7 separate regions of the Mus musculus genome follow, and all the other regions are linked to region 4. Evidence: chromatin loops called from intact Hi-C (ENCODE). Cell type or tissue: heart. All regions are shown on one strand. Region 1 has its middle 51 kb from the start of Gm29506. Region 2 holds the start of Sdhaf4 (succinate dehydrogenase complex assembly factor 4). Region 3 holds the start of Mir30a (microRNA 30a). Region 4 holds the start of Ogfrl1 (opioid growth factor receptor-like 1). Region 5 has its middle 16 kb from the start of Mir30a. Region 6 has its middle 8.2 kb from the start of Mir30a. Region 7 has its middle 33 kb from the start of Mir30c-2.

Region 1 (4,000 bases), 200 kb after region 4:
TGTTCCTCCTATGGGGTTGCAAACCCCTACAGCTCCTTCAGTCCTTTCTCTAACTCCTTCATTGGGAACCCTGTGCTTGGTTCAATGGGGGGTTTCGAGTATCTGCCTCTGTATTTGTCAGAGTCTGGCAGAGCCTCTCAGAAGAGAGTTATATTAGGCTCCTGACAGCATATACTTCTTGGCATTCACAATAGTGTATGGGTTTGGTGACTGTATATGGGATGGATCCCCAGGTGGGGCAGTCTCTGGATGGCCTTTCCTTCAGTCTCTGCTCTACACTTTGTCTCCATATTGCTTCCATGAGTATTTTGTTCCTCCTTCTAAGAAGGACCAAAGTATCAACACTTTGGTCTTTCTTCTTGAGCTTCATATGGTCTGTGAATTGTATCTTGAGTATTCTGAGCTTTTGGGCTAATATCTGCTCATCAGTAAGTGCATATACCATGTGTGTCCTTTTGTGATTAGGTTACCTCACTCTGGATGATATTTTTCTAGTTCCATTCATTTGCCTAAGAATTTCATGAACTCATTATTTTTAATAGCTGTGTAGTACTCCATTGTGTAAATGTACTGCATTTTCTTTATCCATTCCTCTGTTGAGGGACATCTGTGTTGTTTCCAGATTCTGGCTATTATAAATAAGCTTACTATGAACATAGTGGAGCATATGTGCTTGTTATATGTTGGAGCATCTTTTGGATATATGCCTAGGAGTGGTATAGCTGGATTCTCAGGTAGTACTATGTTCAACTTTCTGAGAAACCACCAGACAGATTTTCAGAGTGGTTGTACCAGCTTGCAATCAATGGAGGAGTGTTCCTCTTTCTTCACATCCTTGCCATCATCTGCTGTCACCTGAATTTTTGATCTTAGCCATTCTGACTGGTGTGAGGTGGAATCTCAGGATCGTTTTGAATTGCATTTCCCTGGTGACTATGGATGTTGAAGATGCTTAGGGCAGATGTTCTGATGAGAGAAAAAAAAATCTTCCAAGAAGGCATGCCAAATGCAGAACATGGGTAAATCTCTCAAACTTCAAAAGTTGCTTGATGGCCATATTCCTTCCTTGTGCCCATCTTTAAGTGATGTTTTGATATGAAAATATGACAATAAAATACTAAAATAGGACCTACACACTAATATTTGTATACTTCTGGTCGGAGAAGAGACATTAAAATATGGCAGAAGCTTATTAATATGCACAGGGCTCTGGGTTCAATTCCCAGCACCACAAAAAGGAATGTAGAGAAAAGTCTGATAATATTTCATATTCCGAATATCCATATGGCTAGTAAAAATCAGAGTAGGTTGAAAATAAAGAAAATAAAAATGGACAACAAATGTTCTGTTTCTCATGGGTGAATCAGGGAAATGCAAAGTACAAACTATGTAAAACTTAAATGTGAGTTTTCATGGGTGCAATAAACACAAACTTATAGAGACGGAGAGATAGTCCGGGCAATGGCTCAGTGAAACACAATACATTTTCAGAAGCAGGCAAGGTGGCTACCAGGATTCCCAGACCTGGGGAGGGATGCAGAGGAAGGAATCCCCAGGGCAAAGTGGACAGTTAAGAGTCGCGGGATCTATGACCTCTGACTTCTTTGAGAGACCCTGCCTCAGTAAATAAAGCAGAGAACAATCACGGAAGGAACCAGATGTCAACTCCACGGTGAGATCCAGAAACACCTGCACTTGTGCACACTCACACACTTACACAAACAGAAACACAGGTACAAAGGAGGACAGGAAGAAAACAGTGAGAGAGAGGAAGAGGAGGAAGAAGGGAGGGGGAGGAGGGAAAGAAGGAGTCTTCTACATATCCTCTACATATTTACTGGGAGGAAGAATTGCTCTAACTTCTTAGGGGTTATCTGCAAAATGAAGATTACAACTTAAAAAAAACCATAATACTTTTAGTTAGGAATTCCAGCTTTGCATCTTTAAGCACCAGCCCATAAACACGTGAATTATACTATTGATCACACACATTTAAAGGTGGCAAGAACTTGGGAGTGCGTGGGTGAATGGGTTAAGGTGTGGCCACAGTACGAGTTACTACATGACTATTGGAGTTAAGATTCGTATGCCTCATCCAGGAAGTCAGTGCTCCGAGCCTGTCCTGGATTTCCTCAAACACAATTGGGGAAGGAAAGGGTGAAGCTTCCTCTTGCTGTTTCACTGCATGCACAGGGCTTTCTCTCCTATCTTGTGCAGTGATCAGACACTTCGGCTAGGTTGCAGCAGTAGCTGGGGCGAAGCTAAAGGGCTCTCTTGTGGGGGGGGGATTTCAGGACCTGATTTTGCTGTAGACTTGAGAGAGAATCTTCGGGACATCCAGAAAGACATCCGGGTCTGAATGAGAATGGTTCTGATGCCTCATGGAAAGGAACTACATAGAGACACTCAGGCTGGCTTTTCCATCAGTTCCGGTTTCAGTGTAGGCTGAGTGCCTGATGTTGGTTAGGATTCTGTTGTTTCTCCCTTCCACCACTACGAATATTATACCAATTATTATATATTTCCAAGTATCTTTTAGTGTTAATTGCCTTGAAAATTGAGATAATGGTTAATCTAGCTATATAGCTTACTTGTGAGATAGTAGAAATACAAATAAACACGATTTTTCTAATGGTGGAAGATATGGGAAATGTAATATAATATATGGTGCTATATGATTAGAATGCTCAAACAGAACATTTGTTGTAATAAAAAAGGTGTAATTTTAAAAATGGAATTTGAAGTAAATATAGGAGCTTTCATGGGACTGGTATCTGACTGTTATCTATAAATAGCATGGATGCCATCTCTCTTTGCTCAAAACAGTTTGATGATGTGCCTTTAATAACTGTGTGAAAGGAAAATAAAATTGCGTTCATTGAACATAATGAGATATAATTACTTTAAGATCCACAGTAATGTTTATTATCTCAGTAACTTGCTTTAGGTAACAAACATAACTTTGAATGACATTTGGTGACTTCAGTTAAATTCTTCCCTTTGGACCATCGATTTGTCACCACTCCAAAGAATATGACGCCAGCCTTGAAGGATAGCAATGTTATTATCAATCAAATTAACTGATAATCTCTAAGGTTGTCCTTTCCACTGAAAGTGGAGAGAACACTTGTGAAGAGTTTAGAGGTCTAAGCATGGAGGGGGGGTTGGAAAGACAGGAAAGGAGAGAGAGAAGTAAGCAAAACTAAGGGTATCATTAAAAAACATATTCTATCCTACAATTTTATGAACATATATTGATTATATGAATACATATATATATAATTATATATTTACATGAGTTTGAACAGAGGGTGGAAAATGCTCTTCCCAGAAACCATGAGTTATTAAAAATTCCAATGGGAGATGTGTGATAACCTCCTTACCAATTGTTGGCTACTGAGGCCTCAGAGGACCCAAACAATACAGAATACTGCCATCACTCTTGCTTGTCCACCAGAACTTGATGATAAAGGCCTGTCATTGAAGATACCATAATCATTGGTCACAGAGAAATGACCACAGAGAATGAAAGGAGGAACTAATTGAGAAGTTTCCTCTAGCTCTCTTACCCATTCCAAGACTCAACAAATATCATGGGATAGGGAACAGAATGGATGTTAAGAGACAGAGAATGGAGAAATGTGTGGCAAAAATGTGTCCTGTGGCTAGATTATAGCTGTGGTACTCATGAGCTCACTGCATATGAACTCATATACATAGTTATCTATGCAGGACTTCTACAAGATTGTGCTGGTCAACATTTCATCATGGATGAAGGGAATGGCTCATCAGGCCTCACTCCTCCATTCCTTATAGCCTGAAAAATTAAGAAAATAAAAACCACTATGATTTTAATGTGTGAATCTCATTGCTGGACAATTAGCTGGGGGACAGGTGCTATTTTTTTTCCAGTGGTGTAGCCATTGCTGTTATTGTTCATCTAGTAGGTGGCTTTCCCACACTTTCACAAGAGACTCTAACTAAACTCTCTGAGGCATGC
Region 2 (4,000 bases), 620 kb before region 4:
CATCCACAGGAAAAAGTTCTTTTGATATGCAATTTGTGTAGGACACTTTATGTAGTACAAAGCATTCACTAGGGCCACAGGTGAACTGTATGAAAGGAAAGATAACCAGGAAAACAGTTTGTTATGAAAGATAATGCAGTAAGGGTGTACCTGGTGCTAACATGCCAAGGTGTGCCCCTGAGAATTTATACCATGCAATAGATCTCCTATTGGGGGTGGGGGGAGAAGGGGAGTAAGGACCTGGAGAAGGGTAGAGGCAGACATGTAGACGGTGGGAGCAGAGCTATGAGCGCAGAGAAGAGGATGGAGCACAGAGAAGGACAGAAAGGAATGTGGGAGCAGAGCTGGAGGTAGTAGCAGGGGAAGACAAGCTGTTGCTAGGTCCCTGGGAGGCGTCTAGTGGAATCGCCTATAATCTAACACAGTTCAAACATAATTATTTAAGAGCAAGTTGCTACCTTCATAATTGGATAGGTGAATTGATTCTCTTGAAGTCAGCTCTGTCTCCCAGGCTGCTTAATACTATAGTGCAGGTTGAGAGCTGGTAAGATGGCTCAGGAGTTAGGAATATGGGCTGCTCTTTCAGAGGACCTGAGTTCCATTCCTAGTAACCACATGGTGACTCAGGACTATCTATAGAGGGATCTGATAACCTCTTCTGGCATGCAGGTGTACATGTAGACAGCACTCCTGCATTAAAAACAAAAAATACAAACAACACAAAACCACTCTAGTGATGAAAGACACAGATCAAGTCAGTCACGAGTTGCTAAGTTAGTGGTGCTAGCCAGTAAGTCCTGGGAGGAGAAAGACAGTTCAATGTACATTGGTGCCTTTGTTCTTATCACTGTGGCTATTGTATTAATGGAGCCACTGAGAAACACAGCTGTGCTAGGAGGAAGGTGAGGTGATCAAGGTGTTCTTGGGGGTCAGCACTCTTGACCGCAAGATGGGAATTTAATGGACCACTCGTCTGACCAGCTATGAGTTTGGTTTGTTTTCTAATAATGGGGGGAAACTTTTAGCTGTCATATTTCAAGGGTTTTAAGCTCAATATTTTTAAAAGATCTCTTTTGTACGAGTGCTTTGCTGGTATGATGTAAGTATGTTTGCAATGTATGTTTGTATGTATGCAAGTTTGCATGCCATGTGTATGCCTAGTGCCAACAAAGTCCAGAAGAGTGTGTCAGACATTCCGGAATTGGGGTTAGAAACTAGTTGCCATGTTGGTGCTGGGAATAGAACCCAGGTCCTCTGAAAGAGAAGCCATCTCTCCAGCCTGTGTTTTAAAATAATTTCTAACAGATCCCTGTCATGGAACAATCTCAATAATCAATTCACATGACAATATTTGAACGTACTAAAATTTTTTCAAAATGTGGGAATCTTCAATCTAATTAAATGTTTTATGTTAGGTATTTTTAACTACAGATTTATGGAGCAATTAAATTAGGGTGATTCAAGTTTCCATCTCTGTATTGGACTTTGAACTTCCCTCCTTAAAGCATCATACACTAAGGTGGTGTGAACTCTAGAATTTATTACTTTCGTGCAGGCTTTTGGTTTTGTCTTTTAAGTCCATCGGAATAGCTAAGAGCGCTGCCCAGGTACTGCGCAGGACCAAGGGCGAGGACTTGTGAGGACAAGGCACTGCAGGATTACCCGAGGCAGTTGAGCAGTTGAGGATTTCCAGGGACACAACGAAGCTCCGCCCTTCTCTGCCCTCGTTGACGCCTGCGCAGAGGGCGCGGGCTCCCCTGTGGAGCGCCCCTCCCACCTTGGTGCGCGTGCGCAGACGCTGTGGGAGCCGGCGCAATGGTCTCCACGACCCTTTCCGTTTCACGGATGACTTTCGTCTGGAGAGCAGCAAGTAAGGCCATCCGCCCGGGGTCCTGAGAGTTGGGGGCCCGCGTGGGAAGCCGAGTTCCGAAATGCGAGGGCGCAGGCGCGGAGACGCTGCCGCGGTGGCTACAGAAGCATTAGCGGTGCTTGGCGTAGGGTTTTCGAAAAGCGCCTCGCTCTTAGATGCGGCTAGAAAAATACGGAAAAGACCAGTGTCATTAATTTACAGGTTTATTTACATCAAGAATAATTTATACCCGGACAAGGGACGCATGCCTATAGACCCAGCACTAGGCTGGCAGAGGCATGAGGATCTCTGAGTTCAAGGTCAGCCTGGTTCAAACGTTGGGGAAGTGCACACGTAGAGCAAAGAACAAAATAAAAATTTCACAAAGCCAAGAACTGTTAGAAGAGATGCCCTCGTCTTTCTGTAGAAGCTAAAGTTTTCAGAACTATTGCATTCTTTCTCAATATACCCCTCAATTATCATATCAAAGAGCACGCAGAATGCAAGTTTACTTGATGATAACCCTGAGAAGTTTTGTAAACCAAAGACAGAATTACTGCTTTCATAACAAGTGGCCTGGTTTTTATTTTACTTTTTAATGTTTCCCTTCACATATTTAATACCTGTTGGCTGCTAAAATCTTAAATGATCTGTGAGAATTATAGAAACCGAAAGGGTCGCTCCAAATCCTTATTACTGTTTATCCAGCATTCCAGTGTTTTGAAACAAAAGAAACATTAACAAACCCGTGTACAAATGTGATAGACCTTTTCCATTAAGTGCCTGTATGAGGTTTTCTTCCTGGAAAGGATTTTATGCTGATTGTATTCATTGCTTTTTCTAACAACTCACAGTTCAAGATCATACCACCCTGAAATGTACCCTCGTGGATACTTGGACAATTCTAGAAACATCAGTATAGGCTGCTACACCTGCTGGTGTGTGTTTCCCCATGCCCCAGCACAATGGATCCTTAATGGATGCTGATTTAATGATTCTGCTGTCAGGATCAGGGCAAGCCAGGTGCTTCCTTAGTCAAGGGATTGAAATTAAAACCCATACTGATTATAAAGTAGCAAGGACACTTTATTTAAACCAGAGTGAAGGAGGCCTGATTCGTTGCCTCTGGTCTTTTATGGAGCTACAGGAAGAGGATAAGAGTAAGGGGCATATAGCTTGGGCGGTTTGCACTCTGATTGATATTTTAGGCAGCATTATCAATTTTGTGTATGTTCCTTCCCATAATGCATCTGACTTCAATAATACACCTGCCAAAATTGGCATGACATAGTAAATAAAAGATTTTCCTTAAAGAAAAAATACACTTTTTTGGCTCAGTTTATCTTACTGAATGTTTTACTGGCTGGTTTTGTGCGCCAACTTGACACAAGCTGGAGTTATCACAGAGGAAAGAGCCTCCCTTGAGGAAATGTCTCCATGAGATCCAGCTGTAAGGCATTTTCTCAATTAGTGATCAAGGGTGCGAGGGCCCATTGTGGGTGGTGCCATCCCTGGGCTGGTAGCCTTGGGTTCTATAAGAAAGCAAGCTGAGCAAGCCAGGGGAAGAAAGCCAGTAAGAAACACCCCTCCATGGCCTCTGCATCAGCTCCTGCTTCCTGACCTGCTTGAGTTCCAGTCCTGACTTCCTTGGTGATGAACAGCAGTATGGAAGTGTAAGCTGAATAAACCCTTTCCTCCCCAACTTGCTTCTTGGTCTTGATGTTTGTGTAGGAATAGAAACCCTGACTAAGACAGTGAGTAAGCACCAAAACCCAGTATAGGCCAGATGGGCCTTTCTGGCCCTGTATTGGAACATGGGGAGAGTACAAATGAATAGAATCTGTCTAGGTTTGTTATTTAGAGAAGAGAAAAATCCCATTGTCCAAAGATGGATGTACATACATCCTGGTGTTTGGAGGTATCTTATGTCACTAAGAGGTTGTTAGGTGCATCTCTTGGAGAAAAGTATGTGTATTATAGTATATATACACATACGGAAACTAAGCTGCCAAGTACATTATTAGAAGAGGACTCTGTGCATAATCCAAACTAGGTGGAGTCTAAGGTTGCTGAACTATCTCCCCTGTGCTTGACTGTCTCATCGCTTTATAGCTCTTCTTGAAAACGTGTAACATTGGTTATCTCCAAGGC
Region 3 (4,000 bases), 110 kb after region 4:
GTCATTTCTACAGTAATGAAACTGCTGTTTCAAAGAGTGTGCTTTACAAGGTAAAGATGCTGTCTATTTCTCTTTTTAAGGTGTCTCATTCCTATAATTTAAATGAACATTCACATTAAGCCATAAGAAAAATACAGACTAACAAAAAAGGCAAATTAGAAACTATGTCTTTCAGGGATCTGTGCTAGGCTTCCCATTCTGAAATTGTCTTCATAAAGAATAGAATTTGGTGTACTATTTTAAAGGGAGATGAGTTACTTTATCAGTTTAGTTAAAAGGAAAATCTCAATCAAGACTTTATAGTAGATCAAGCAAAAGAAAGCAAATATACTTTTCAAGTTACCTGAGGCAATGTTTTAGATACTATATTAAGGTGAAAATCATTACTTCATGAAATACTAAACCAAGAAGGGGTAGGTGGTTTAATTCAAGCACTATGAAACATGAATTAATGCTCTACTTTGGATTTTACTTCCTCTCTTTTCAAATAATTTAGTTACATTAACACGATGTTTTTGGTGTGTGTGAATTGACCTAAAAAAAAAAAAACCTACTCTGAGATTTGATAAATAAAAGTAGATTAAAGAGCCTACTTTTTAAAATAATTTTTGAAGCACTGTCTTATTTGTTTAAAAAAAATACATAATATATTTCTTTGCTTAGCTTAAAAATACTGTTATATTTTTTGAGTACATATATTGCATATTCTATGCACAGGAAGAACACTTCTGTGGTTTTGAAGTTGTTTAATTTATCTTTTCCACCCAAGCTTTGTAAAAATAAATCAAAGAGAAAGCAAGGTATTGGTTTCAGCCAACAAGATAATTACTCCTTGAAGTTGGAGGCAGTAGGCAGCTGCAAACATCCGACTGAAAGCCCATTTGTGGCTTCACAGCTTCCAGTCGAGGATGTTTACAGTCGCTCACTGTCAACGTTGATATGCCTTCTTCAGCATTCTGTCTTACTGACCTGAGAAGTGCTCTGCGGGAGTTTCTGAAATGTACAGGCAACATTCTGTAAACTGCAAAGCCTCGATGCCCTAGAAATATAACTAAAGTTTATGTAAGATATAGTTTATATGTTTCAGAAACATTTATTATTCATCTACTAAGTGTCAAACACATTTATGAAAACACGAATAAATAGCTTTCACCCATTACTGTTGGCCATAAGAAACAATCATGCAAGTGACTTACTAGGACTAGAACATGAGTAAGTTTATCGAAATCCTTTGAGAAAATTTAACAAGGAAAATGCTTCTATTATGTACAGAGCATTCAACATAAACACCAAAGTAGGGAAGCTTAAAACTATCAAATAAGAACAGGAAACAGACAGAACCAAGACTTACGTGCTGCTTTTACAGATCACCTTTGTTCTGAAATCTGCTTCCACAGAGGCTCTGTACAGTCAGCTGATGTTCCAAAGAGTAAGCAACAATCAGGAGGAAAGCAGAAAAGAGCAAGGAGGTGCAGGTTTGCATGCATCTCTGCGGATCAGAGTTTCCCACTGGAAAAACACAGAACCTATCGCTGGCAGCAGGGGCTGGCAGCAGTGACGCACATTAACTCCACATCTGAATGTTCTGAATTCCACTCCCATTCTCTAATGAAAATAAATGAGGAAAACGGAAGGTTAAGCTCTATCAGTCACTACTTTTCCTGAAGTAATTCAAAACCCTTCTGAGTCTAGTGAAAGATTAAGCTGGTACAGAGAAGTGGGTGTGCCTTCCCCTGAGATTTGGTTTTAGATGAAGTTACCACAATTTTAGTTGCCAACGCCTTAGGGATTTTATGATTAAAAAAAAAAATCCCCACAGAGAGCTTCATGTTTGTGGAAACTAACAAATGTGATGAGCTCCATAAATTTCTTTTTCAAAGCAAGGGACAGTTCTATCCCGTTATGGTTAAGAAAGTTAATCTTTGAGGCAGCAGGTGAAAACAAGCTGAATTATGTTGTGGCCATTTTCTTTATTAACTAAACATTTTGAACTATTAAAACTTCCTAGGGAACCACAATTTCTCAATGGGTCAAGTCACACAGGGGAACAAAGCAAACTTTATCAGTGCTGGCAAGTCTACATTCCAAACATTCTTAGCACTTGGCATTCATATACCACTGCTGCCCAGAGTTGAGTCAATCCTAAACTCAGCTACAACCACCAACCTCCTGAACTTCTCACCAAGACACCCACTTGTTTAAGTGGCCCACAAATAGAGAGGCAGGGGCTCTTTAATTAAAACATAAATACCAGAACTGGCACCCCAGAGGATATTGTATATCAGGAGCTGTTTACAAAAAGAAAGTATTTTCACTCATACATTTTTCTCAAAGTGAAGGGTCTCCTAGTTGCCTTAGAATCAGTCCACTTTTGAGTAATAACCTTAAATTAAAAATAATAAATGGTAATTTCTTGGTATATACTACACAAAAAGCTTGCAATAACAATCCTATGTGGAGTAATCAAACTTTAGCACCACTCTAGTCTTTTGCACAACACTTTACAAATAAACATGAAAAAAAAAATTCCAAAACATGAAAGACTAAGATCAAGAGCTCAAAAACACAAGAACATTTAACAAGTATCAGTCCAGTACGTCACAGTCTATACCTACAGGGTATTTCAGCAAGACACAGGCACAGCAAGAAATCATATGAAAGAGAAAATCGATTTAGTCAAATGGATGCTGGATAACTTTGCCCCTTTAGGTGAGGTTCTGTGTAACATATTTATTTTAATGAGTTAGGATTTTCTTTTTGCTGTTGAGCATAATTTTCAAAGCTAGAGGGTTGAGAAAAGATAAGATTATTTAGTTGGTGTCTTCTAACCCTACATATCTGAATTTCATTTTCCCTCATTGATTCTGCAACTCTTGTTCAAATGATGGGAAGTTGCTAGTATGTATACCTGGGAAAAGCAGTCAAAGTTTCTACTATACCTTTTCAGCTGAGAACCACTGACCTAAAATATCTGAACTAATTAAGTTTCCTTCTGACTAAAAATGTCTTCCCATTATCTGGAAAATGAATAATATCTGTTCTTTAAAAACATATGTTAGCAAATATGGAAGAATAAGATTCAATTTTGTTCAGTATATCAATCCCTGATCTCCCTTATACAACCCTTGAACATAGAAAACAAACTTCAACTTCTAAACTGTGAGCACTCTACAAGTCAAAGTCCCTCAGTTGGTCAGCCCAACAGTGCAGCTCTGGTGTCATTGAAAGGTTGTATATCTTCCTCACATCCTTTTTGTTTTAACTATTTGAAGGATTAACTCATTCTAATGGAGAAGACTTTAAGACTGGTCCTAAAATCTAGCAAAACTTTTACTTAGCTAGTCATAGAAATGAAAAAGTACACGGTGCTTTGCCTCTCCAGAAAAAGTTGCTTCTTCCTCCTTCTACCTTGCTCCTTCCTATCCATGTAGACGGCCAACTTCCCATTTGCATGTTTATAGTGGTGGTCGGTCCACGAATGGGAGGCTCCTTGTCAGCACAGGGTCCAGTGCCCAGGTTCTGAATCCTTCTTTACTCCAGGGACTCCTGGAACCCTAGGGCAGCTTCGTGAACAGTACTGGCATCACACCTCCTGTTTTGATTTTGACACACCTGTAAAGAACAAATGGCAACCGGTCTTTCTCTCCTATTGTAGAAAGCATGCATAGAACTCATCTGAAACAGAGAATAACTAAATGTACAAACACAATTCTACACTTCAAAACCAATGTGCACCTTCTCTGACTCATTCTTCCAGGCCTAGTTTTCTTCCTAGCTTTGGCTAGGCTTCGAGTTTGTGTGTCATCTTCACTGCATTTCTTGCTAATGATGACATCAATGAATCTGCTCATAACTTTCTTTGTTGTTATTGAAAGTAATATAAATAAAAATCTACCTGCTATATACCTTGTTTTGTGAAAATTAACAGAAGCTATGAAAATTATTTGGAGGAACTTCCCATGGAGTTTGTTCATACAAACAACTATTTAAAACTCAAATT
Region 4 (4,000 bases):
ATAACCCAAACTAATATACTGAAAATGCAAAGTTCCCTTTGGCTTAACTTTGAAAATCTTAAAATATATCTTATTCCAGGTTCTATTTTTTAAGGTAGATTATAACCAATTCAAGAGTGAGGGTTAAAACTCTATCTTTCTCTTTCTCTCTTTTTTTTAAATTTTGAAATTAAAATATGATTATATTATTTTTATCCTTCCCTTTCCTCCCTCCAACCCTTCCCATGTACCCTACTCCCTTCTATTTATTTTTAAAAATCAAGTTCACAAACTATGTTTTTAAAAAAATTATTGTTGCATATAGTGGAAGAGGTAGGGGAAACCCTGAAAGAGCCAGAGAAACAGGAGTTTGCTTTGCGATTTCCTCTTCTAGACCTGTCAGGGAAGCTACACCCAGGAAGACTCATGAACATGAGCTGAACAGGGATGGCACCGATAGACATGCTAACACGAAAAGGGGGAAGTCTCATGGGGCCTCAACCCTAGACAAAGAACTCCATGCAACTACGACATTCTGGGAGCAGGGAAAATAGACTCCTAATTACAGGACAGCAAAGACATTGCAATGGACTTATTCTACAATACAGGTGGGAAACAGGTAGAGCACCTGGGCACATTACCACTAGGCTTTCAGCTCCGATCTTGGACTAAATGTTCACTTTGCAGTGTATTCTAGTCCGGTTCTGATGGAAGACAAATGGAATCCCTGAATTTTAACAGTGTCAGATTGATTTGTTCTACAGCTGCCCCATACTTTTTTTTTTTTTTTCTCACTAAGTCATTGTCAACATAAACCATGATCAGAGGTTCTCTGCAGTGACATTTATTTGGGATGAGCAGAGCCCTGGGAGAGAGGAGACGAACAAGAATTAACCACAGATATAGTCAACAGGGTTTGAGGAAGGATTCGACTCTAAATTTAAAAAGAGATAAACTTACAAAAACGTCTTGAATATCAAGACTTTGGGTTTTGGAGGAGGGGGGAAGAAGGTCTTGAGGTGGGTTCCCTTGTATAGTTTGTAGGATTGCTAGGCAAATTCTCTGCGTGAGCATTCGTATGGACTGCTGCAGTCTTAATGTTACAGATAATCCTATCCCCTTCCCGACCCCCTGTTGTGGGAGAGGTGCGCAAAGCAAGCTGGCCTATTAAAACAAACATCTTATCAACCAAGAAACTCCCTACCTCAGACAGGTATGAACACCCCTCCCCCAATAATACTGTCAAGTTCTAATTTTGTTTGGATCTGACAAGGACTTCATCCTAATATCATCAGTTTTTATGAATGAATATCTGACCAGAACGTTCTTTTTGTGTGGCCCCTGATAGTCATAAGGTCATTAAAGGTGAAGCTAGATGCCATTCCAGAGAGAAAAACCTGGCTTCATTTTGAAGATGAGGAGACTACCGGGGTCTCAAGAAGTTACGTGACCTGTCCAAAGCCAGAAACTGCTAGTAGAGTCACACCCTACTGTGAAGTTTGGAAAGAAACAACCACTGATTTATCTGTGGAGAGGCATCTTCTAGCCAAATCTTCCTTAAGCAATACCCATCTACCTGGATTTGCAATCTATTTAATTACTAGTTCTGAGTACAATTGATGCATCTAATAAAACTAACCCATGATCCCAGGCAATGTCCCACGGCAGAAAAAATCCCATCAAGACTCAGGTGCAGGCATCGGGCCACTAGCTCCTGGAGTTGGTTTCACGCTCTGCCATTTTCAGATGCTTTGGTTGTTATTTTGCCTAGAAGTATTCTTACAGCAGGTTTGCCTCTGGTCCTTAGAACCATAGTCTTCAGCACTCCACTTAGAACCAGCCTGTTCATTGTATAAATGCCGACGTTTTTCTGCCCAGAGCACAAATGTGGACTACTCACTGATGAAATAAATGTGCTGGCCTAATTCTTCTTGCTCCTTTGTTTCGAGAGAAGTTTGCTTTTAAGATGAGGGGACAGAGAGCTCTGACTTTTATTTTATAGACCGCAGGGATTCTAGGTGGCCTTAAGTACTGTTCCCGAAGCTTGGATTTCCTGTTTAGAGGGTGCACTGTCAAGATTAGCTTTTGTCTTCTGCTGTGGCTAATTTGTCTTCCTCTTGGAGCAGCCAGTGGGGGCGGGGGTGTGGGCAGGACCGGTCTGCTGATGGAGACACCTCCTTCCACTCTCTGACCTGGGCGGGATCAGGCTTCTCGCTTGGCTGGGAGGAGCCCCAAGGGGGCGGATCCCGGTCCACAGGGGGCGGGGCAGCTGACCCCTGGCCACTCCCGGGGACCGTGGAGGGGGGCGCGTCCCGGTGGAGCTGGTGCCGCGCGCTCGGGAGTGGGTTGGCTTCGCTGGGGCGGGGCGGGGCAGGGCGGGGCGGCGGCGGGATGGGCTGGCTGGGACGCGTGCGGCGGCGGCTCCGGGGGGCCCGGCTCCTCCCCGCCTGTGCGCCGGAGCGCCGGCGGCCGCGCTGAGCTGTGCGGCGCGGGCCGGGCGAGCAGCCGCCTGCGCCCCGAGCGAGCGGAGCGCGGCCATGCCCGGGCCCTAGCGCGCTACCGCAGCCCGCGCCCGCCGCCGCCTCTTCAATGGGCAACCTGCTCGGCGGGGTCAGCTTCCGCGAGCCCACCACCGTGGAGGACTGCGACTCCACCTGGCAGACCGATTCGGAGCCCGAGCCCGAGCAGCCGGGGCCGGCAGGCGGTGGCGAGGGCCAGCAGCACGACGAGCCGGAGCAGCCCAAGCAACCTCCCGAGAGAGCCGGAGGGCGGCCCCGCGCCAGCCCCGTGCCCGAGGACCACGCCGAGGCGGCGGGCGCGGAGCAGGTACGCGGCCCCGGGACCCACGGTGGGCCCGGCGAGGTCGTGCTCCCGGCGCCCGGGAGGGGACTGCCCCCGGGGATGCAGGGCGGGATGCTCGGCGTGCTTGGCCCGGGCACCCGACCTAAGGGAGCCTGCGGTGCCCAGGTGGCTAGCTGCTAGCCCAGGGGGCCTTGCTGTGAACCTCGCAGGGAAGTCTCCCCAAGGCAGACCCCGACCCCACTCGGTGTTCTCTTTGCCTCTGCAGCGCAGCTGGGTGATGCGAAGGTGGGGTGGGAGGAACTAAACTAAAAATAGAAGATTGTGAGGAGGACCCGGCCAGTGCCTGTTATTGATTTTTTTTTAATTTTAATTTTTTAAAAAAAGATTTAAAATATTATTCAGAGCAAGACAACTGCAGTTGTGAAGCGGCCCGCAGCCTCCCCCTCCCAGCGAGGGTCCAACGGGCATTAAAAGTATCACAGAAGGTTCCTGAGCAAACTTAAAATAACACCGTTCATTTCCCCAAGAGAAACCTTTCAACGACTTGAGTATTCCTTTAACATTTACGTTCACCCAGAAGACTTGTTGATCCAACCAAGCTTAAGTCAGTTGACCAATACAATTAGGTAGATAGGTTAGAAGAGAGATAGATGGCGTCCCTTAACCTCTTGTGGCTTCAGAAACTTTTAAAAGGAGGAACTGTATATTTTTAAAGAAGTCTGCACCGTTTAAGGTTGGTGGTTCTGTATTAGGCCTCCCTCTTACAACTTGAAGGAAAATGGAGCCCAAAATCCAATGTGACTTTAGGGGAAGCATCACCTTTCCAGGAAGTCCGAGCCTTCCCATCCAGGTTAATTGAGCGTGTTATTGAATGGAATGCAATTTCCAGGTGTGCGGTCCGTTTTAATTCCCCATTTTGGAGAACTGTGAGCCTTAAAGGAAATCTTGCCCAAAGCATACGAGGAGAAAAGTATGTCTGTGGCCAAAGTGAGGGCCTTGGCCCTGCTAATGAGATCTTGGCCGCCCTTGTCTTCTGTTCCCGTTTGTATTTTGCACTTAGTGTTATGTGCTCAACCCCAAAACAATAGCGCATGCCACATTTCAGCGTCTTATCCTCCCATTTGTCTTCCAAGTAAATAGCAAATAGCCACTGAGAAGTTTGGAATTAAAGAAACAAAAACAAAACTTGTTAATACAATTAACTAGGTCAATTGTAAAA
Region 5 (4,000 bases), 130 kb after region 4:
CAAATATATGCTGAATATCTAACTTACAAACTTGCATTGTTTATAAGCTTCTAAGCTCCATGGTGGGGAGAAAATAGCCAGCGGAGCACCTGCTATAAAAGCGGCACTCTCACAAAGTGAGAAAACTGTGGTACTTGAACATGTACATACAGAGCCAATACATTCTTTATACATTGCCATAACATATATATGCAGTATTTACATGAGTTCTGTTCATAGCAAGGTTTGGTTTTACTTTGATGGAAAAATGTAGGTTATCTGATAACCAAAAGTTAAGATTTCATTATTTTACATATCTCAAATGATAATAGTTCAACGACAGTGTCAGAACAAACTTTGTAATTATTCTTTGAAATTATACACAGCACTAACACATCTCAACAAAGATGATTATGTAAGTGAGCTGACTTGGCGTCAGTGATATGAACACGGTGGCTATTTTCAATCCTTCATTAAAATTAGATCAAGATGTACTAGCATTGCTACCGTGCCTGCCCGCAAGGGAGACTTAACATTACTTTTAAGATTTACTTGGATTACAAATAAAGTTTTCTTCTCCTTCTCTTGTCACCGGAGACCCCTCCCCACCAACACCTCACCCTTCAACAAAACTTTTCAGTAGAAACCAGTGATACAGAAACCAACGCCATAAACACAAACGCCTGCCCTGGTTTATGCTCTCCTTTGCATAATAAATACTTCACGCTTCTCCAAAATGCCTGGAGAAGGGCTTGCTGGGGGCACCTGCCACTTCACCCTCAGGATTGGTTCTGTCCTGGCCCTAGGACTTCAAGGACTTCGAACAGGGTATCTAGACCAGTCTTAAGAATTGCAAATAAAGTAATGGATACCTTATTTTGCACTCTGGAAGGATCGGTGTGTTTAAGCCACCCGACTTAAAAGTTACTTCTGAGAAAGGCTGAAGGGTGAGTCCCGGGTGCATATAAATATATCCCGGCCTACCATTTCACAACTCCCGCACCACAACGAGGCTTGGAGAAAAAAGAAAAGAAAAGAAAAAAAAAAATCTCCATCGGAGACACATTTCAAAGCTACAAGACTCGAGCGGCTGTCGCCTCCGAGATCACCCACGAGGTGATCTAAGCGGTTAAATCATTGGTCCAAGGTCAAGCAGAGCCAGTCGCAAGCAGCGCAGCTCTGCGACCTTCTAACCTCTCCACCCCGCCCCCGCCAGGCCCCGGACAGCCTTCGCCCCCGAGAGGTTCCCACGGATACCGTCCCCGCGTCAGCGGCACGCCAGCGCCTCTCGCCCGACCGCACTTGTATTTGTTCTCCCCGCCCGCTCCAAAAAAAAGTATTAAAGGCTCTCCTCACGCCTCGGGCCGCGCAGGCGCTCGAGCTCGCGGGCCCCGTCCCGAAGCCGGCTCCCCAAAGCCGCGGCCCGGCTCGGCCCAGCCTGAGGAGAAGCCTCAAACTTTTCCCGGCTCGCACGTCGCGGAGTCCGGCCCGCCGCATTGTCTCCGCGGCCTGAGCGCTGCGGGCCCGGGCGAGCCTCCCCGCACCGCCGCCGCGCTCTTTGTGTGTGTGTGTGTATGTGTGTGTGTGTGTGTGTGTGTGTGTGTGTGCGCGCGCGTGTGTGAATGTGTGTGTCTGTGTGTGCGTGTGTGTGGTGGCCGCGGCTGACAGGACAGTGGAGGGCTGGGCGCGCCCGCAGCTCCGTCCCCGCCCGCCAAGGACTGCGGCGAGCTCTTCTTGCCCGGGGCGCTCGCGGGGCACGAGCAGCCAGCCGCGGGCCCGCCGCCCTCACCACCCGCGCCGCCCGCCGCGCTCCCTACCTCCGCAGCCCGCCGCGCAGCCCCGCTCCCGCGCCTCAGCCCGGCTCAGCGGCCCGGCGCGCTCGCTCAAGAACCCGGGGGGAACGCGCCCCGCCCCCTCGGCTGGCGCCGTCCAATGAGCTCAGCCCGTGGGGAGGCGGGGCCGTCCAATCAGATGTCCGGACGCCCGGCAAGTCGGCCAATAGGAAGCGACTCCGGCTACACACCCGCCCTGATCCTCGAAGAGCGAACCGCTCAGAGCCCAGAGGTGGGACCTGATCCTGCCGCCCAGAGCAAGTCCAGTCGGGCCGGGCAGCGTCGCGAGGGAGTAGGCCTGGGCAGGTCTGGAGCCTGACTGCCCTCATTGTAGGCAGGTGACGTGTGCTTGTGAGGTTCAGCAAGATCTCCGCCCTCAAACCCAGACTGCTCTCATGCAAGAGAGCTGCACACATAGGTTGGAACATTATTAATCAACGTTATTAATTTTTAAAGTTAAGTAAGGCGTCTCGCATTAGAAAACGGAATGCATAAGCAGACAGCACTCAAATTGCTTTTTCTGCGGTCTTGGACATCTGTGTTCTTAAAGAATTAGCCAGAGCACCAGGTATCTCAAACCTGCTAGTTTCTGTTCTAATAAAAATCCAGACCATTAGTGGCATATATGATTTTTCTTTTCCTAAAGGAAAATTGCATTTAGGACTTAAAAAGTGAACCTTATTGTTATGTTGCTGTTTTGAGATGGGGCCTTTCTGTGTAATTCAATCTGCTTTAACCCAATATCCTCTTCCCTCAGCCTCCTGAGTGCTGGCATCAAAAGCTCATCACAGTATCCAGTTGAGAATCTTATTTCTAAAACAAAGTCGCACAAACTATATTCAGTGAGACTTGAGTGAAATACCTGAATAGAAGCGTATAGATACAGAGGATATATTTGTAAGATATCTCTGGCTACCTATAAAAGGCATTAGTTTAAGATGGCGGTCAAAGTCGCACTACATAGAAGCAGCATAGATGTTTGCTTATTTTCTATAGCTAGTACGTGCTTGCTGTGAAAACCCACCAGGACCAAGTCAACTTTCAGGAGGATTACTTTGGGCTCGCAGTTCCACTTGGGATAAGAGTTCATGATGACAGAGTTGGGGGCCGGGGTAGCAGGTGGCAGGAACAGAAGCTGAGGACTCAGATCTTAAGCCCCAAGCGGGAAGGAAAGAAAGGCAACTCAAAACAGCAAGGAACGCTGTGTTCTTAAAGCCAGCTTCCAGAGAAATACCTCCTCCAATAGGGCCACACTTCCTAAGCCTCCCCAAACAGCATTACTAACTATGGAATGAGGATTCAAACTTGAGACAAACACTTTATCCAAACTACCTCAGCCAGAATTACTCAATTTTCATTTTCTATGAAGTCAATAGTTTTATTGACTTCCTTTCTAAAAGTGGACCACATGATAATGAAAAAAATATTCTGTAACACATATTTGCATAATTTAGAATAAAACTTTTATCTATTTGTGTACTTCAAAGAGCTGCCATCCCCTATTAATTTTGACAATAAACTGCTTTTTAAAAATATTTGTACATGTGACCTGGGCCTTTACATAAGTTGTTTTGATGACTCTGAAAGAATGATCTGTAAAGTGAAGCAAATGGGGGAGGGGGGAGGGAAGGAAGGAGAAAGAGAGAGAGAGAGAGAGAGAGAGAGTGTGTCAAACAAGAAAAAGTATTTTGTTACCACCCTTATTTTACAGAAAGTCACTGTGACTACCTTGAAGAGAAAGGATGATATCCAAGACTTAGTTTTTGTCAAAAAGATCCAAGTTGTGGCCCGATTTGGGGCACACTGGTTAATGGCTAACTCTGTAACAAGAGAACAATATGCCCAGCTCTCCTGGCTTCGCTGGGTGCAATCCAGCTAAGATAGTTGTCAAGCACTTTGTTTTCCGTAAGATCCAGTGCCAAGTGCAATGCGGCCTAAAGCATATTGTTATTCTTCTCAACTTCACTGTCAATATTTGCCCACCGGCAGCCAATGAACGTTTCCTCGCTCTTCATGGTTTTTCCATCCACGTATTTTTTTTTTTTTTGACCCATCAGTTTTCTCTTCAAATAGATAGGAATTAAGCTCCTACAAATTCTAGAAAACCAAACCCCGGTACTTCTGTTAGGTACTGCAGCAGCGTTGAGCCAGTCCTCCCAGCTGCTCTGGAGAGTCCTGTCACCCTGCAT
Region 6 (4,000 bases), 100 kb after region 4:
GTCTCTCAAGATATCCTTGTGGAGAAGTTTAATTAGAATCCTAACACAGGGAAAGCCCTAAGTGCTGCACACATGTACCCTAAAGGGAGGGATACTAACAGAAACTCAAGTGATAAAAGTCCAGGCCTCACTAACTGCACTTCGCCTGAACAGTTCCTGCGTAAAATGGCAATTTATGTTAAGATGACAAGTTAAACTTGAGAATAAAGGTTTTCTCAATTGGACATTGTCTTAGTCAGGGTTTCTATTCCTGCACAAACATCATGACCAAGAAGCAAGTTGGAGAGGAAAGGGTTTATTCAGCTTACACTTCCATACTGATGTTCATCACCAAAGGAATTCAGGACTGGAACTCAAGCAGGTCAGGAAGCAGGAGCTGATGCAGAGGCCATGGAGGGATGTTCCTTACTGGCTTGCTCCCCTGGCTTGCTCAGCCTGCTCTCTTATTACCAGCCCCGAGATGATTCTACCCACAAGGGGCCTTTTCCCCTTGATCACTAATTGAGAAAATGCCTTACAGCTGGATCTCATGGAGGCATTTCCTCAACTGAAGCTCCTTTCTCTGTGATAACTCCAGCTGTGTCAAGTTGACACAAAACTAGCCAGTACAGACATATACCTTAAAAAGCAAAATTATGTTAGATGTATGACTTGGGGCCCACATGGAATGGGACAGATTAGCACAATGAACCAAATTAATGTCACTATTAGGCCATCTGTCTAAGAAATTCCATATGTCGTATAGGTGACATAGCTCTTGTGAAGCTTAAGGATAATTTTAAGTATCTATCAAATTCAGGTAAAGAAAGGACAGGAAAGGACCAACTAGGCAACAGAGCAAGTGAAAAAAGATGTTTTCATTGCCATTAAGGCCAAGCTGAGTAATACTGACTGAAAAAGGCAACATTAAGAGAGAATGATACTATCCTTAGAAATTAACCAAGTATTTATAAAACCTTTTTTGACGCTGTTCTAGTGCTGTGGGGATAGAGAGGTAACAAGCACAGTCCCCACATTTTAAAGGCACAATTACAGTCCCACGCCCAAACATCAGAGGCCTCAATGCACTCAACAGGCACAGCACAAGTTCGGTCTGTAGTCATAGCCTCAACTTACCAAAATGCTTCTTTTAGTTTTAAATGGCATATGATTCACTTATCTGGAAAGTTAAATTATGGGAATTAATTCTTTCATAAAAGCACCCTCTCTACAAGCTAAAGTGCACAATCTATAAGGTTTGAGAAAAGAGAGTAATGTGAATAATGGGTCAGAGATAAAAGGTATTCTAGATCTCCGTGGGCTCTGAGTACTTGAAGTTCATAGTCCAACCAATGACTCTGGAGAGGTAAAACAGGATCACAGATAAAACAGATTATCTGTCATCAAAAAACATCCTATTATAGTTAATAGCTATGCAATCCTACATTGAGTTCTCTTCTTAAGTGATGTTTCCAGTTTATAATATTCTTTTTTGATGTCTTTATTAGGCTGTATCCAAATACTATCGAAACATGCCACAAAATGAATATATGCCACCCCAAATTTTGTGACCTTGTAGCTGGTCCTCAGTGAAGCCGAGTGTCTTTCATAGCCAGGTTTATGCCTTTCTGAATCTCTGCCTCTCCTTCTCTTTATCCCCTTTCGCTGTAACCTGCCTAACTTCCTATGTTACTGACAAGGGTTACTGGCTAGTGAAGACCTACATTGTTATGTTTAAAATCTGAGGAAAAGGATTCACTTTGTTCAGTTTCGATGTCCCCTGTGTACTACTAACCAACCCTTTAGTAGTAGCCCTAAGAAACTTGTATCAGTAGCTGCCTTGGAGAGCCTGTGCGACTGGGGTCAAACAGGAGTATCTTTTCCTCTAGTTCCTGTAAATTTAGTTCTTGATACAAAGCTATTTGTGTATAAAGCTTAAGACTACCAGGTCTCATGGTGCAAATGTGAAAGAAAATAACTTCATTGTTTATAGTCTAGTTGAAGACATTCTAAGGCCTCTGTCGCTGATAAAATCATCTTCCTAAAAGACAGCTACTTCCTCACTAACTCTCCTTAAGCAAACTATTTGAAATCAATATAGAGACTACCACAGCTTTCTTACCTTTCTCCCTTCATGGACATGATAAAATGGGAAAATATTACACAAAGTTTAATAAAGTAAGCAAACGCTCCCAAGTCCATAGATACCTTCACTCTAAGCGCCCATCCTGTTAGGGGGAGAAAAAAGAAAGAAAGAAAGAAAACTTCCTTTGATCCATTCAAATATAAAAACACTCATTACTATATTGAATTTTATAAAATCCCATTGTTAAACACTTCCTGTCTAACTCTTGCCAAATGGGAGGATTACTGCTGAAAGACACAAGGCATTATGTGACCTCCTCCCTCTCCCTGATAAATGTCAGGGTTATACTCTGGCACACATACAACACTATTTTCTACAGAGGATGCAGCTTTCCAGAGATGTGAAGGATCTGAAATGAAAACACTGGCCTTCATCAGCCCACTTCCTCTATTTGAAGGGAGTCTCCCAAATAGTAGCCGAAAGGAAACACGGAAATGAAGTCACCACTACTTAGTAATGTAGAGTGGCTTGATGATGTGACTGTCTCACAGTGGTGACTCAGGTACAGCAGGTAGAGCTAGAAATGGAGTCTCTGTGATACTTATTATGATACCCGGGGCCTTGCACATTCCAGACACTGAGACTTTAACTAATGTCATTTTATATGAGCATTACCAAGTATTAGTTTAAAAACATATGAATGGTTGGAAACATAATAATGACAAGAAAAACAGAGCTATTTGCTAGAGTTGAAAATGTTAATAAAAAGGTACAAAGTTGTGTACAAAAACAGGAGTATAGTTTTCTAACACGTAAGACAGTTGAAATTTAATAATACACTCTGGCAGCCATTTGTTTTAGTCAGCGAGCTAGTATTCTGTGCTATCCAGTGCCAAGGATAGTCTTTAATGTCTACATGTTAGAAGAACAAATGTGTATACCTACATAAATACTACTTCTGAAGCAGTCCTTGAATATACTGCATTACATATCTGAGATCTGTAAAGCATAGGGAGTCTTATTAATTCAGAAATGGCTAAGATAGCCATTGTACATGTTAAGCAGTAATTCCAAGTGGCCAGTGTATCAGCAGACGGTCTCACTACAGAGTACAGGAGAGCCTCACAGACTTTAATTTTAACATACCCTTAAAAATATAAGAGTAAACTACAGAAAGCTTGCATGGTATCCCTTTTGACTGGGTGTTTCACTCATTATCGATATTTTTCTTGTCACTAATTGAGATTAGTTCCCCATCAAAAGATATGTCAAGGGAAAAGATTGCAAAGGTATTCATATACTGCCATAGTTCTTTCTGAAAGCAGATTTTTGACTGTCAACTTGATGAAATTTAAAATAGCCATGGAACCAAACCTCTATGCATTTCTGTAAGGGTTTTTTTTTTTTTTCCTTTTAGCTAATTCTTTACCTAATTCTGCACCTAATTCTGTAGAAGTAAGATGGAAGACCTCATTCTGAATGTATGTGGCAGTGTACCATGGGCTGGAGTAGTGAACTGAGCAAAAGGAAAGAAGTGAGCTAAGTGAAGGTCTAGGATTCATGTCTCTCTCCCCTTTCTCCCCTTTCTCACTGCAGGCATAATGTGACCAAGTGCCTCATGCTACTGCCACCATAATGATGGACCACGTACTCAAACTCTGACCCAAACTTAGGCCTTCATTTGGCCCTTGTCTGGAATTTAATCACAGCAAGGATGAAAATAACTAATATGGTGACTGAATAATCAGAAAAGCACTCTTGGATTGCTCACAACTTAATCTTGCCAACAGCTAAAATGTTTAAGTAATAAACAACTGGCCAGTTATAGAAGACCCATATAGAATCAGAGATGTAAATAAATAGAAAATCAAAGACTGAAAAATTGTAGTTGTGTGTGTATCTGTTCATACAATGCCTTTGCTTCATGTGCGTTTC
Region 7 (4,000 bases), 59 kb after region 4:
TTTTAGCAAATCCTCCATAAATCTCCATGTCCAGACCTTTTGCTTGTTTGCTGTTTTAGTTTCGCTACTAGCAGTGATAAGGCATCTCCAGATGGGACCTGCCTTGGGTAATATCATGAGTGATAGATCATTTTCCCCCTAAGGAATATAATGGAAATAGATGGAACAGTCACCACTGAACTCAGGTGTGTGTGTGTGTGTGTGTGTGTGTGTGTGTGTGTGCGCGCGCGCGCGCGAGCGCAGCTCCTTAGTCCATTGAAGTACTTCACATGAGTGTAAGTGCAAGGTTGCTGTACCTCCTGTCTCAGGTGGAAATGGGTAGAATGTTCCCAGAATTGTAGAACAAGCTTTCATTGGTTTTGAAGTGTTCTTTTCCATTTTACAACTTATTGCTCACTTTGGCTCAAGAGTATCATGCAGACTCTCTGTAATCTGCCTCGAGATATGTAGTCATTGTATGATTTTAACCTCTGCCAGATATTCTTGACACGGGGTGTGTGGCGTATACTGATTGGTTTCTGAAGGTCCTCAGGCCTCCTGTGGTGGATGCTCATATTGAGTAAGATGTACATTTTAGCATTAGCTCCGTATCTGTTTATCAAAATTCAAGTGGATCTTTCAACCTGCTTGAATCAGATTCTTGATAAATCTGCTAACAACTAGGACATAAGTCATGGAATTTGCTCGAAAACTATTCAGAGTAAGAGCGGATGACACTATCGCAGAGTTCCTAATAAATACAGAAATTCATTTATGAATGTTAAAACTAAGGTCCAGGAAATTATAAATGATTTTCTCAAGGTCATTAGCACAAGGACTAATATAACTTAGATTTAATTGTCTATTACCTTACTTGGCGTGTTCTCTCTCACATTTTCATTTTCAACTTTAAGTTTTAAGTTAAAATACAATTACATCATTTCAACTTCCCTCTTGTCTTTCTGGCCTTCCCTGTGTCTCCTCTTTGCTCCCTCTCCCCCACAAATTCATGGCCTTATTTTTCTTTAATTATTATCGTTACATATATGCATAAATATATAAACACAACCTCAGGAGTCCATTTAGTGTTCCTTGTGTATATATAAAACTAGGATAAATTTGTACGTAGCACAAGGAAGCCGTTGTGCCACAAAATGACTTATGAGCAGAATGACAAGGATGGTAATAAAGACGATTCTAGAGGAAACTAAATATTGCATAATCCATAGGCCAACTGTTAGGAGTGTCAACCAATATAGAAGAAGCATACACTGTCACTTACCACTACTTCTTAGGCAGTGAGAACATTCGCTTTATGTCTAGAAAGCCTAGATAAGGTGAATGTTTTGGTGCGTTTTTGTCAACTTCATGAAAATGTAGGTACACTTACAAGGAGGGAATCTATTCTATTGGATTATCGGTTCTATTGGATTGGCCTGTGGGACATTTCCTTGATTGCTTCCTAGTGGTATAGAATGTCTCAGTCTGTTATGCGAGTTGGCATTCCTAGGTAGGTGGGACAAGGCTGTATCATAAAGGTAGCCCAACAAACCAGAGGAGCAGGGCAGTAAGCATCCAGCGGCTTCTGCTTCCAGCTCTCGTCTGGAGCTACAGCCTTGGTTTGCCCTGACGGTAGGTCACAAACTACAAGCCAAATAAAACCTTCCACTCACAAGTTGTTTTTTGCCTAGCATTTTATTAAAGCAAGACAAAGCAACGACTACTGATTTAAGTCAGAAACATTTAGTATGTCAGGCCATTTCAAACTGAATGTGAGTTTTTTTGTTTATTTGCTTAAATGAAATATTCTCGATATGATGGAGCCTCAATTTGTAGCCCACAGAATGGTTTTGATTTTTCTTCTGCAGGGCAGTCTTTTTCCTTATAGGCTGACTAAACAAAGATGCTTCAGTTAACCCAAGACAGCTTTGCTTTGTTCACAGCAAGCAGAGATTTTTATTTTATTTTATTTTATTTTATTTTATTTTATTTTATTTTATTTTATTTTATTTTATTTTATTTTATTTTATTTTATTTTATTTTATTTTTACATTTTTGTTTAAGCTTCTCATGTAGTCCAAACTGCATCCGTTATTTTGCCGATTTACAAAAGATTTTGGAACAATTTATTTTCTTAGAGAACCAAAGTGCCCTCTACTGTTTATTTTCGGTCATTACAGCCGAATATCTGGTAACATTTTAGATGCTCTTTAGAAATAAAAGCAATAACGAAAATATGTTTGAAGAAGCATTCCTGTCCTGTTTCAGTCATCAAAATGTGCTTTTGAAACCACCAGCCAGTATCTATATACTTAAAATAAGCCATGGAGTTGTACAAATAAGAAACCTTGTGAATTCAATTCAAATTGGGTCTAATATGTCAGTAACTTAAATGCTTCAAAGGTCACAGAACACGCATTGCCTCATCTGTCTTTATGTAATGTTATACCATCTTGGGGTGGGTGGATGGATATTTAAACCTTTTAAAAATAAAAGCCAGCGAAATACTTACAGCAGTAGGCACACTGATATTTTTGGGGTGGTTTGTACTTTAAGAGAAGCAGCCGGGCGTGGTGGCGCACGCCTTTAATCCCAGCAATTGGGAGGCAGAGGCAGGCGAATTTCTGAGTTCGAGGCCAGCCTGGTCTACAGAGTGAGTTCCAGGATAGCCAGGGCTATACAGAGAAACCCTGTCTCGAAAAACAAAAAATCAAAAAAGAAAAAAAGAAACAGCTTCCGTATAATTTGCCTCAAGTTATGGTGGAAATGTTTATAGGAACTAGAATTAAAAACCAAAAGAAACGTTCGAAATACTGATTTACTTTGGTAGCAAACAGTGTCCTTTGCAGAATCCCCAATGGAGATGAGCGCCATTAAAGAGACTGGGGATAGTTCTACCACTCAATACTTCACATAAGGATTCTTTTTTGAAAGAGCCAGGCATCTGTACCTGCTGACAGCGATGCAAACAACCCAAAAGAGAATGAAGTGGCTTTAGGAAAAGATTCATCTTAATTCTATTCAAATTACTTTCAGTCAATATTCCAGCGACATTGTTTTCCCAGTCCAGTATCCGGTCTCCTCAGCGCTGCGCTGGGGAGCCAGCCCACTGAGGTTATGCGGAAGTTGGGAGTGGAACTGCTCACAACTTCGCTCCCATTATGCGTCTCTTGTTACATATTCTCTCAGATGTGTGCACTGCGGGGTGTTTGTACTTGGGGATTATATACGGGATTTTTCGATGTGACAGCTAACTGCATCTTTAATAGTCACAGACAAAAGAAATGATGAAATTTCCTTGAAAATTACAATGTTAAATTTGGAGGCAGCTTCAGTGAGTTTTATTGGAGGTGATTATTTCCTGGGCATTTTGTGTGTGTGTGTGTGTGTGTGTGTGTGTGTGTGTGTGTGTAATGACTTCCAAGAAGCAGCCTACCGATAGTCCTAAAACTTTGTTCAATACCTTTTAGTTTGTTTAATAAGCTCTACATAAAACAATGGAAGTGCATACTTGTCCGTTTTCCTGTTTATAGAAATAACAGCTCTCCTACATAGTCTTTACTTGACTCAAATCACAAATTAACCTGAGGTCAAGATGAGGAGAGAGACGACTGAGCTGAATGCCTTCACTAAAATTACAAGAAATTTTGTCAAACTTGGAAAAAAAAGAGAAATAAAAGCAATAAACTTATTTCTAATAAACTGGATATTCATGATAAAGGAAACTTCTAACTCAAATTCTTCACGGTATTTACATGTCTTATAATTTGGTCACTAAATAAAACTCAACTATTTGCCTTAGTGATTTTCAACCGTGTATTTTATTTTCCAAATGCACACTACGGTGTTTGCAAACACTTTCAGCTTTTACCATTGGTTTCAATTCACCTTATTATGACCTGTTTTCTTCCCATGCTACTTAATTTATTTTTTAAAAAATGAAAAAAAAAACCCAGGTGTTTCCAATTTAAATTTCTGAAGACAAATTGTGAAGGGCCAATTAAGATTTTCTCAATACAAT

The links. A loop is a pair of places that touch in the nucleus more often than their neighbours do. Peaks named below come from ENCODE experiments on the same cell type or tissue, not always from the same donor. Only the 100,000 strongest peaks of a DNase experiment are listed, where the experiment ranks them.
Region 1: a loop joins it to region 4, with 2.8 times the contacts of the local background. A loop is called at or near these places in 5 of 42 quality-filtered maps.
Region 2: it touches region 4 in a loop (4-fold over the local background); 3 of 42 quality-filtered maps call a loop at or near these places.
Region 3: it touches region 4 in a loop (3-fold over the local background); 4 of 42 quality-filtered maps call a loop at or near these places.
Region 5: a loop joins it to region 4, with 3 times the contacts of the local background. A loop is called at or near these places in 7 of 42 quality-filtered maps.
Region 6: a loop joins it to region 4, with 2.7 times the contacts of the local background. A loop is called at or near these places in 3 of 42 quality-filtered maps.
Region 7: it touches region 4 in a loop (8-fold over the local background); 4 of 42 quality-filtered maps call a loop at or near these places.

Annotation. Positions count from the first base shown.
Region 1 is chr1:23,183,082-23,187,081 of GRCm38, reverse strand. No RefSeq gene overlaps it. Among named protein-coding and RNA genes, the nearest start is that of Gm29506, 51 kb to the left of the region's middle. In heart, no CTCF peak of the experiment used is centred here; a DNase peak (open chromatin) is centred at 2,091; H3K27ac peaks cover 94 bases.
Region 2 is chr1:24,003,416-24,007,415 of GRCm38, reverse strand. Sdhaf4 (succinate dehydrogenase complex assembly factor 4) reads left to right here and starts at 1,776. Exons shown (of 3, transcript NM_026503.3): 1 at 1,776-1,870. The coding sequence starts at 1,816. In heart, no CTCF peak of the experiment used is centred here; a DNase peak (open chromatin) is centred at 1,755; H3K4me3 peaks cover 1,391 bases; H3K27ac peaks cover 1,052 bases.
Region 3 is chr1:23,269,191-23,273,190 of GRCm38, reverse strand. Mir30a (microRNA 30a) reads right to left here and starts at 922; the gene lies at 852-922. In heart, no CTCF peak of the experiment used is centred here; a DNase peak (open chromatin) is centred at 1,540; H3K4me3 peaks cover 1,204 bases; H3K27ac peaks cover 1,626 bases.
Region 4 is chr1:23,381,620-23,385,619 of GRCm38, reverse strand. Ogfrl1 (opioid growth factor receptor-like 1) reads left to right here and starts at 2,445. Exons shown (of 7, transcript NM_001081079.1): 1 at 2,445-2,805. The coding sequence starts at 2,569. In heart, no CTCF peak of the experiment used is centred here; a DNase peak (open chromatin) is centred at 2,209; H3K4me3 peaks cover 2,038 bases; H3K27ac peaks cover 1,685 bases.
Region 5 is chr1:23,254,117-23,258,116 of GRCm38, reverse strand. No RefSeq gene overlaps it. Among named protein-coding and RNA genes, the nearest start is that of Mir30a, 16 kb to the left of the region's middle. In heart, a CTCF peak has its summit at 2,061; DNase peaks (open chromatin) are centred at 1,276 and 2,016; H3K4me3 peaks cover 2,415 bases; H3K27ac peaks cover 2,556 bases.
Region 6 is chr1:23,278,494-23,282,493 of GRCm38, reverse strand. No RefSeq gene overlaps it. Among named protein-coding and RNA genes, the nearest start is that of Mir30a, 8.2 kb to the right of the region's middle. In heart, no CTCF peak of the experiment used is centred here; a DNase peak (open chromatin) is centred at 2,473; H3K27ac peaks cover 222 bases.
Region 7 is chr1:23,322,569-23,326,568 of GRCm38, reverse strand. No RefSeq gene overlaps it. Among named protein-coding and RNA genes, the nearest start is that of Mir30c-2, 33 kb to the right of the region's middle. In heart, a CTCF peak has its summit at 2,143 (motif pointing left); no DNase peak of the experiment used is centred here.